Regions from separate parts of the Mus musculus genome. Here region 2 is linked to region 1. Evidence: chromatin loops called from intact Hi-C (ENCODE). Cell type or tissue: gastrocnemius. All regions are shown on one strand. Links, peaks and the distances in the headings refer to the core of each region. The heading gives the core; the rest is flanking DNA.

What was found. Peaks named below come from ENCODE experiments on the same cell type or tissue, not always from the same donor. Only the 100,000 strongest peaks of a DNase experiment are listed, where the experiment ranks them.
Region 2: a loop joins it to region 1, with 4 times the contacts of the local background. A loop is called at or near these places in 8 of 42 quality-filtered maps.

Annotation. Positions count from the first base shown.
Region 1 is chr1:82,472,496-82,476,894 of GRCm38, forward strand. Col4a4 (collagen, type IV, alpha 4) reads right to left here. Exons shown (of 48, transcript NM_007735.2): 38 at 1-54. Among named protein-coding and RNA genes, the nearest start is that of Gm46095, 100 kb to the left of the region's middle. In gastrocnemius, for the core only: no CTCF peak of the experiment used is centred there; DNase peaks (open chromatin) are centred at 2,046 and 3,984; H3K4me3 peaks cover 829 bases; H3K27ac peaks cover 1,962 bases.
Region 2 is chr1:82,304,910-82,309,308 of GRCm38, forward strand. No RefSeq gene overlaps it. Among named protein-coding and RNA genes, the nearest start is that of Rhbdd1, 9.5 kb to the right of the region's middle. In gastrocnemius, for the core only: no CTCF peak of the experiment used is centred there; no DNase peak of the experiment used is centred there.

The sequences.
Region 1 (4,399 bases), core at 209-4,208:
CTTTCTCACCCTTCAGACCATGTAAGCCATTCAGACCAGGAGACCCGAGAGGCCCTGAAACACAACACACGTTCTGTGTCCCAAAGGTTAGACCAGCTCTTGGTTCCTACTCTGGCTGCCATCCCATGCCTAGGCCATGGGAGAATGAGTCAAGGCGGGGAAGGTTGACAGATCTCTGTCTGGAGGCCACCCCTGAGGGGCCAGAACCCAGCCTGAGAGGTTTTCAGCACATTCATTTGGTGAAGAGGTTCTGACAAGAAGACTTAACTTGATTTGTAACTATGTCATGATGGAAGAGAGTCTAGAGTTGCCATATTTGCATGCAGGGAGTGACCTTTGATTTGATGAGGATACAATCTCTTTGGACAAGGATAGAGGATGGATGACAGTAAAGCGAATGTTTTCTGCTTCCCAGTTTGAATCTTCCCTTTCCATCCAGGGTGTGCTGGTCCTAACTCCTTCCAGATGTAGTCATGGTAACGAAGCAAAACAACAAGATGATTCCTGCTGTGGTGTGTGGGACTACCATGTGCTTGTATGCTTTTGTGTTAAGCATGCGCTGCTGAGAAACAGAGGTGTGGGTCAAGCTCAGATGTAGCTGTTTCTCTGCAGAGCAGCACTTGATACCTTCTTACAGCAAAGGCACCGGCTCTCTGGTGATCTCTGAATTCCAACCCAGGATCTGAAAACCAGACCTCGTGCCTCCACTGGTGTCAGTGCATGTGGGATTGGACTAACCAAAGGCGTCCTAGAGTTCTCTAAGCAGCCAATCACTTACATTGTCATCAAACATATCTGGTATGAACTGTTCCTTTGGGCTCTCCATCAGTAGAAGTTGGGTTGTGCTTAACTTTTTCAAATGAGAGTTTCCTAACTGGCTAGCACTAAGTTGAGGGGGGCAGAAGTGAAGGAGCAGAGAGGAGAGAAACAAGCAGGTATCATAGCATCCCCTCATGGGTGCAGAGCCTAGCCACAAATGGTCCCATGTGTCTTGTTGTCCTACTGTGTGATTCTAGGAAGGAAGCTTATCACAGCCTTTGGCCAAACCCAATGACTCCCCCTCCCCAGTAACTGTTCTTTCTCACACAGAACTAAGCTTTTCTCCACACAGTGCACCATCACTCAGATTAGCACTAGGTGACAACACACCCATATGACCAAACACAGAAAGTGGCTCCTGGGGTGCCCACAGGGCCTCCATAGGGCTCTCTGGATAGGTTGCCTATATCTGGCTGTGCAATGGTTGTGTCTTTGGGCAGCTGCCTCCCTGGATCAAGGGGAAACAGTGCAGGACCAGGCCTTCTTAGTCTTGCTATCCCCACACTAGTCCCCCCCCCCAACATAGTTCCTATGCCTTACAAGCATTGAACAAATGCTTGTTGACTCAAGGAGTGAATTACAGAGAACGAAGAAAGGACAGCAGGGGCTGGAGAGATGGGGTGAAAGCTAAAGAATGCACTACAGCTTCTGCTTGCATGCCACATTTTTCTCTAATACATTTATGGGATGAGTATGATTCAGAGACGTTAGAGACATCTACCTATAGGGAAATAACTTGAATGCTAATTGCTCTTTGTTAGGTAAAGCAAATTCACATGGAGAGTCCTTATTGGAGGATGGCTTGGTTACTGGCTCCAATCTGTTTATCAGCAGTACTTGAAATAGACAACTGTTATTCTCCTTTTAAGATCTCAAATTTAGATCCATTCAAATGAGCCATATTTTCTTGCACCGAAAAAGGGGGTGGGGTGGGAGTGTGTCCTTATTTTCCCCAAATCTTTTATTTTCTAACCACTTTTCACAGTCCTGGCTGGGTTTGTTTTCCAATCTCCTTTCCTATTTTATGAGCCAGTATTTCAAGTTTGCACCAAAAGAACACAACGACCTTCTTCATCTGCCAAATCTGGATATTTATTGCAATCTATCTAAAATGATAATAAATTTTTCGAGACCACATTGCTGTTTCTACATGTTTTGATCTCCAGTGTTGGCCACCAAGATTGATGGCCTGGGGACTTGGCTAAAGAAAGGCTGCCCTAGCCTCTGCCAACTCTCCATTGTCACATCGACACATCCAGATCCTGGGCTGTCACAGCCCAGCCCCTTGCCATTGTTGAACTGGCCGACCCTTATGTGACCCAATGTTATCTTTCTAAATTGAATGCAGCTACATCTGGGCAGGGTTTTAAGCATAATTTTCCCCTTTTACTGAAAGCTTTTATCAATCCCATCTCTAAATCAGGAAGTTGTTCATGCATAAAATATATACAGTACAGATGAAGGGCAATTAGGCTAACAAAGCACATTCCTGGGTAATGAGGAATTTTTATTCACCTCTCTGATAGTCCTTCTGTTTAACAACCATCATTTAAGGCTGCACCCGGCTGCACTCAGGGGCCAGTATGCGTGTTCTTCCTCTGGTCAGTGACTCTAACCTCCACCCTAGCACACTGTGTCACATAGCCCACTCTTGGTGACAAATTTCCCACCCTCAGGTTATGGTTTTGTTCTAAAGCTAGAAAAAGGCTACTCTGCACACCCAGGGTACTGGTCAGATTTACATTTTTATAGGGTGACTGTCTGTCTGTCCCTGTTGGGCTGGAGCCTTTAGCGCTAGAGTTTCCACATCCTGAGAGAATCCCACGCAAAATGAAGCAGCTGGCCACCCTGACTTTAAAGTCGATGGAGAAGTGAAATCTTCACAACTCTAGGCAAAGGTTGAAAAAAACCCTTGAGAACTCTTATCAACGAAAGATTCCAAAATAAGAGTTAAACTAGAAACATTTTTTTTTCCTTAGCAAATAAACAAATACCTATTGAAAGGATAAATATGGCTTCCCAATGCATAGAGCTCCACACCCCGGGAGTGTATCCCATGACAGGCCTCGAAGAGACAATGGGAAACAAGAAAGACACAATCCCTAACCTGACAAGACAAAGAGGCAATGACATCCAGCGTGCTAAGTGCTGGGAGACAGGAGAATAATTTAGTTACAGAAACTGGGGGGGATGCTGCTCTGATTGTCATAGCTCTGTGACAGAAGGCATTTCCTTCCTCATAGAAGACATCGCCAAGTACCTTTCAAAAGTAAACTAGCAGGGCTGGGAAGATGTTTCAGACAGTGCTCCCCATACATGGATGAGGGCTTGCGTTTCAGTCACTCCAGCATTCATACTGAAAAAAGAACTGGGTGCGTATATGTAACCCCAGCTATTATAACCCAATTCGGGATCTCTAGTTCCAATAAGTGTCCAGTTAGGGTTTTTGGGTTTTTTGGTTTTTTGCTTTTTGTTTTTTGTCAACCTGACACAAATTAAAATCACCATGGAAGAAGAACATCAATTGAGGGTAAAAGTTCCTATTTCAAAAAACCCAAAACCCAAACATGGTGGAAAGCAATTGAGAAAGAGAGCCGGCATTGACCTTTGACCTACATAGGCACCCACAGGCCCACAGACAGAGGAGTATACACATGAACACATGTGCACACACTTACCGACCCCCGACACACAAAGAGACACAAAAGTGAATGATTTCACTTGCCATTGGCCCAGGTACCCCTTCTACAATAGACTGTCTCACACACACAGCAGGTGATTCTCAGTAGGTTTCTGTCATTCCCATCTTATGTGGATGTACAACTAGAGATGGGGGGCTTTCCTTTTGAGACCCAAGCAGGACTCAAAACTCCATCGGGTCAGTATGAGCAGAGCAAACCCATCTGAGTCCAGCAGCTGGTTTGTTCAAACACGAAAGTTGGTTTCCCTACCTTACTCGGAACATATTTCAAATATTTAGCTTCTCAGTTCAAAGTGTTTCTGCTGGATCGGGCTTCATTTTTACATCGGCGTGATAAACCGCAACAATGGTTTTATCCTGAGATGTTTTGAGTTTTAATACTGTATCCCACTGTTTGGTTTTGTTTTTACATTTGGCCGGACCGTTTGCTGTGCCGTGTGCAATGAAACAGCGTCCCCCAGTGGTAGCAAAGGAACATTGCAGCAAGGGTGTGTCTAGCGAGTGAAAAGCTCTTTGATCTGTTCCCTTCCAATACCTCCCAGGAAACTTAACTGTTTCGGTGCACACATTAGGAGGCAATTAGCAATTACTTTTAAAGTGATTTTATTATCACATCTATGAGGATTTTTAAAAGCAATGTCATTGTGAGGCTATTTGATAAATGTTCAAAGGGAAAAGGAAGAATATATTACAAGCACCTGCAGGCACTCGGAAATGTTCCCTGTTGTGTGGAATTGGAAGACTGTGAAGAGAAAGCCCTTAACAATGTCAGATGTTTTCTTTTGAATTCCTCCCAAATCCTTCCAGACTGGAAGAATGTTGAAGTCAAAGAGAAGGCCGGGAGGGCTGAGGGGTTGCCAGAGGCAGGAAATGTCCACA
Region 2 (4,399 bases), core at 232-4,231, 170 kb before region 1:
GATGATTATATCTTCTATGAGATGGTTATTTACAAACTTTGTAGCAAAATGAAATAGTTAAAAGTCATTCCAAAAAATTCATACTCGGGTAATCATGTGTCAGTGTAAGGTCATCATCTGTAGTCCATGTGGTAGGGTTAATGATGGCAGAGGCTGTGTATGAAGGGCTGGGAGCCACGGGAGGGCTTCACACCTCCTGAAACTGTTCTAAAAAAAAAGTAAACTGCACATTTTGCTTCAGGCCAATCACATGTGCCTAATAGCCCAAGAATATCCAATGAAACCTGTAGTTTTCCAATCCCATAAAAATATAAACAGCTAACATTTTATGTTATTTCTCAGTATGGACTTGAAAACCCGCCATTCTGCTTTCCCACAGAATGGAATGAATCGTGACCCTAGAAAACAAACCTTTCATCTCATTCTTCTTATTGTTCCTTTGACTATACGCATTGACAAGAAACCTCGAGACAATTTGAGGATTAAAAAAAAAACTATAAAAATAATACTAAGTTGAGGTTTAGGTTTCAAATTACATGTTCTAGTGTTGTTTCTCCTGTAATTCACCTCTACCTATTGGCTAGGATAAGCTGAAGATTTCTGCATAATTCATGATGTTTTCCTAGGCTTTGAGGCTAGAGAGATGTCTCAGGAGGTCAGAGTGCTTGCTGGGCAAGCAGGGGGACCTGAGTTAGGATCCCCATCACCTGGGGCTGTGCGCATGACTGTAACACAAGTGCTTGAGGAGCATAGGCAGGAATAGTATTGGGGCTTTCTGGGCTGGACTGAAGATTTTCTGGCTGAAGGTTCAAGGAGAGACTCTGTCTCAAGGAATAAGGTAGAGGGTGACAGAGCAGCACACCCAACATCCTTCTCTGGCCTCAGGGTTTGCATATGTGCATATACCTGATTACATCACACACACACACACACACACACACACACACACACACACACACACACACACACACCTCTTTAGGGTTTTTTTTTCATATTTCTACATTTTGGGCTGTATGAATTTGAAATAGTCTGTGTCTGGCTCCTTATTTATGTGTAAAATTTTGATAATAATTCCATATCATAGCTACATTCAAAGGACACATGTAATATGATGGATAGAGTATGTAGTAAGGAATAGCCCTTGTTTTTATTAACGAGGGCACCTTTTTTTTCTGTGCTGACTTCAAAGGATCCCAAGAAAAGACTCTTTAAGACTAAAAGCACTAAACTCCTGTTTCCACTCATTCTTTTCTGCCATTTTATTCACTCAACAAAAAAGAAGAAAAGTTTATCTTTTTTTCCATGACAGAGCCCATATAAGCTAACCATTAATCATTGCTCTTGCCCAAAATTCCATCTTACTGGTCTTTCCCAGATATATGTGATAAAGAGTTTCACAGAACGGAAACTGTTTATTTTTGACTCTTTCTTTTGAAAGCAATATTGGAAAAGTTAGTAAGACAAAGAGTCGGGGAGAGGGGTTGCCTGAAAGCTAGCTGGTGTGTAAAGGAATAATGTTGAAGACACGTGGCCTGTAACTGCAGCAGAGAGCTGAACAAGCAACCTTCTTGGCATTAGTTATCCTGAAGGCTCCTCCTCTTGGCCTCTCTTACTCCCGCCTTCTCTGCCTGTCACTCAAGCTCTCAGTGTTTGGTTTTCCCCTTAAGATAGAAAATGGACGACCAATGGTGACAAGGTTGCTTTTGCAGTTTACTTTTGTTGCACTTTTAGGCTGTCAGGGTGCTGGACTAATAAATGTTCAAAAGTTTTACCTTAACCGATTCCGACAAAAGCCCACAGAGAAAAAAAAGGCAACTGCCCAACACTGGAGGCTGTCATCTCCCTGAGTTCCAAAGCTGTGACTGAGACAGGACTGGAGTTTGTCTGACCTCAAGCCACTTCCTAATGCAGTACGAACTAGTAGTGCTTTTTACATTCTTTAAAATCAACAAACTAACTTTTTCTATCTTTTCCTACCAAATTCAAAAGTGACTGTTTGAGGCCAGTCTTGTTTATAGAGAGAGTTCCGGGACAGCCAGCGCTACACAGCGAAACCTTGTCTTGAAAACCAAACCAAACCAAACCAAACCAAACCAAACCAATCAAACCAACCAACCAAACAAACAAACAAACATTGTTCTTTGTGCATGTGTGTATGCCTCTGTGTGTGTGTGTGTGTGTGTGTGTGTGTGTGTGTGTGTGTGTGTGTGTGTTATAAACTGTTGACTGGCGTTCACTTAAGTCAAATGTTGTAAACTTCTTTCATCGTTTTATACTCATGCATGTTCATATAATACAGGGACTTTCTCTAACTGGAACCATATTTTACAGACATCATGACATCAATATTTTTAAGCACCTGGTAGCTGCTGTTTATCTCAAACTTCTTTGTTCTATTTTTCATTAAGACAAAGTTGTGTATTTTGTTCTTTTTGTTCTTCTATACTACCAAACTTTAATACATATATGAGAATATAAATGTTGAAAATTCAGGTGATTTCATGGTTGTGGGTGTAGCTCAGTGATAGAGTGCTTGTTTAGTGTATTATGTTGGTTCAGAACGAGACTGGCTCTCACAGGCTCATTGAGTTGAATGCTTGGTCCTGGGTTGATGGAACTGTTTGGAAAAGGTTAGGAAGTGTGTCTTGTTGGAGAAGGTGTTTCACTGAGGGTGAGCTTTGAGGTTTCAAAAGCCCATGCTGTCCCCAGTGTACAGCTCTCTCTAAAATTGTGTATGGGAATCAGATATAAGTTCTTACCATGGTGCCATGCCTGCCTGCCTGCAAGCCTGCCTGCTGCCTACCCACTGCCTGCCTGCTGCCTGCCCACTGCCATGTTCCCTGCCATACTGACTGTGAACTCTAACCCTTAGGAACTGTAAACTCTAATAAAGATTTTCTTTTGTAAGTTGTCTTGGTCATGGTGTTTTGTCATGGCAATAGAAAAGTAACTAAGATGGGAATGAAAATATAAATTAATAAATGTAGAGACAGACAGACTCTTACCTGCCTTTCAAATGTTTACATGTCCTTTAGCTCAGTAGCTCTTACTTCCAGTACTAGTTTTATATATTATCATCTTCTTTAATCCTTTTTCCCCCCAGAATGCTATTTACTTTTTCTTCTAGATCTTAGGAGCCCAAAATTTAAAAGGAGCTTTAGAAATAATTTAATGCTATTCCATAACCATTTGGTGGAGAAAAATATATTTCAGAGCTTCCATCAAGGTACATAGCTCTTGGTAGAGAAGAAAATCATATTTTTTTCACTTTCCAATTTTCTGTGCTTTCTTACTCAATGTATGGCAAAAGCATTAGAAACAAAGACTTCTATTAGTCCCATAAATAATAGCTTTCTAGCTTCATGGGACAGTAATTTCTTTCATAGCCTGTTACAGACACAACAGCTAAAGCTCCCTCCTCCTAACCCCCGTCTACTTATTCTCTGATAATTTGTCTTTTGCTGTTTGTTGTTGCTTGTTTGAATTATATTGTATCCATTCAGTTAATTAAATTTAAGGTTATTGGCTACTTCTTAATAGGAGTTAATTTTGTTAGGAGCCTTGCTCTTTTATGCATAAAAAATAAGTGATGTCAGCAGCTTAAATCAAAGGATAAATATGTGTGTGCTCCCAAAAGACACAATGCTGAAAGCCAATACAGAATGTGTTGGTCTCAGAGACTGCACCTGGCCATGAGAGTGGAACCTTATGAATAGAACCAGTGCCCTCATAATAAAGGCCAGAGGGAGGGTCTTTTGCTGCTGCTTCTGACCTTCTAAATGAGGGAACAGAAAGTGGGTATCATGGATAATGCGGAGAGCTTTTTCTCACCAGACATCAGGTCTGCTGGGACCTTGATCTTGGAATTCCCAGCTTACAGCAACATTATTGATAAGTTTCTGCTGCCACAGAACTGCCTAGGCTATGATATTTAGTTACAGTGTCCTAAATGGTCTAAAATAGAGTCGATCTGCATTTCATTTTCAAAGTTCTAGTTTATATTCTATTGGGTACTTGGATGTTGACTATGGAGCAGTTGTCTACATTTTCTGATAACTGAGTCCCAAGGCAGCTGAATGTGGATAACCTAAGGATAGAATAATGCATTACATTTACCTTTGGAAGCAAGAATAATATTTTTTCTTTAAAAAATAGTTCTTTTAAAATATGTATGTATGTATATGTGTGTGCGATATGTGTGTGTATATATCTGCCACTAGTCATTTCTCTCTCACTTTTATTTTTCTCTTCTTCTCTTCTCCCACTTTATCATTGTTGGTCAAAACAAACCACAGAACACTTTACATACTGCCGCTTATATGTTTCTTCTGCCAAAGAACACAGGTGATTGCTCTGAACTTCTCCCATTCACAAAATCCTGGAGCACACCATGGAGCCA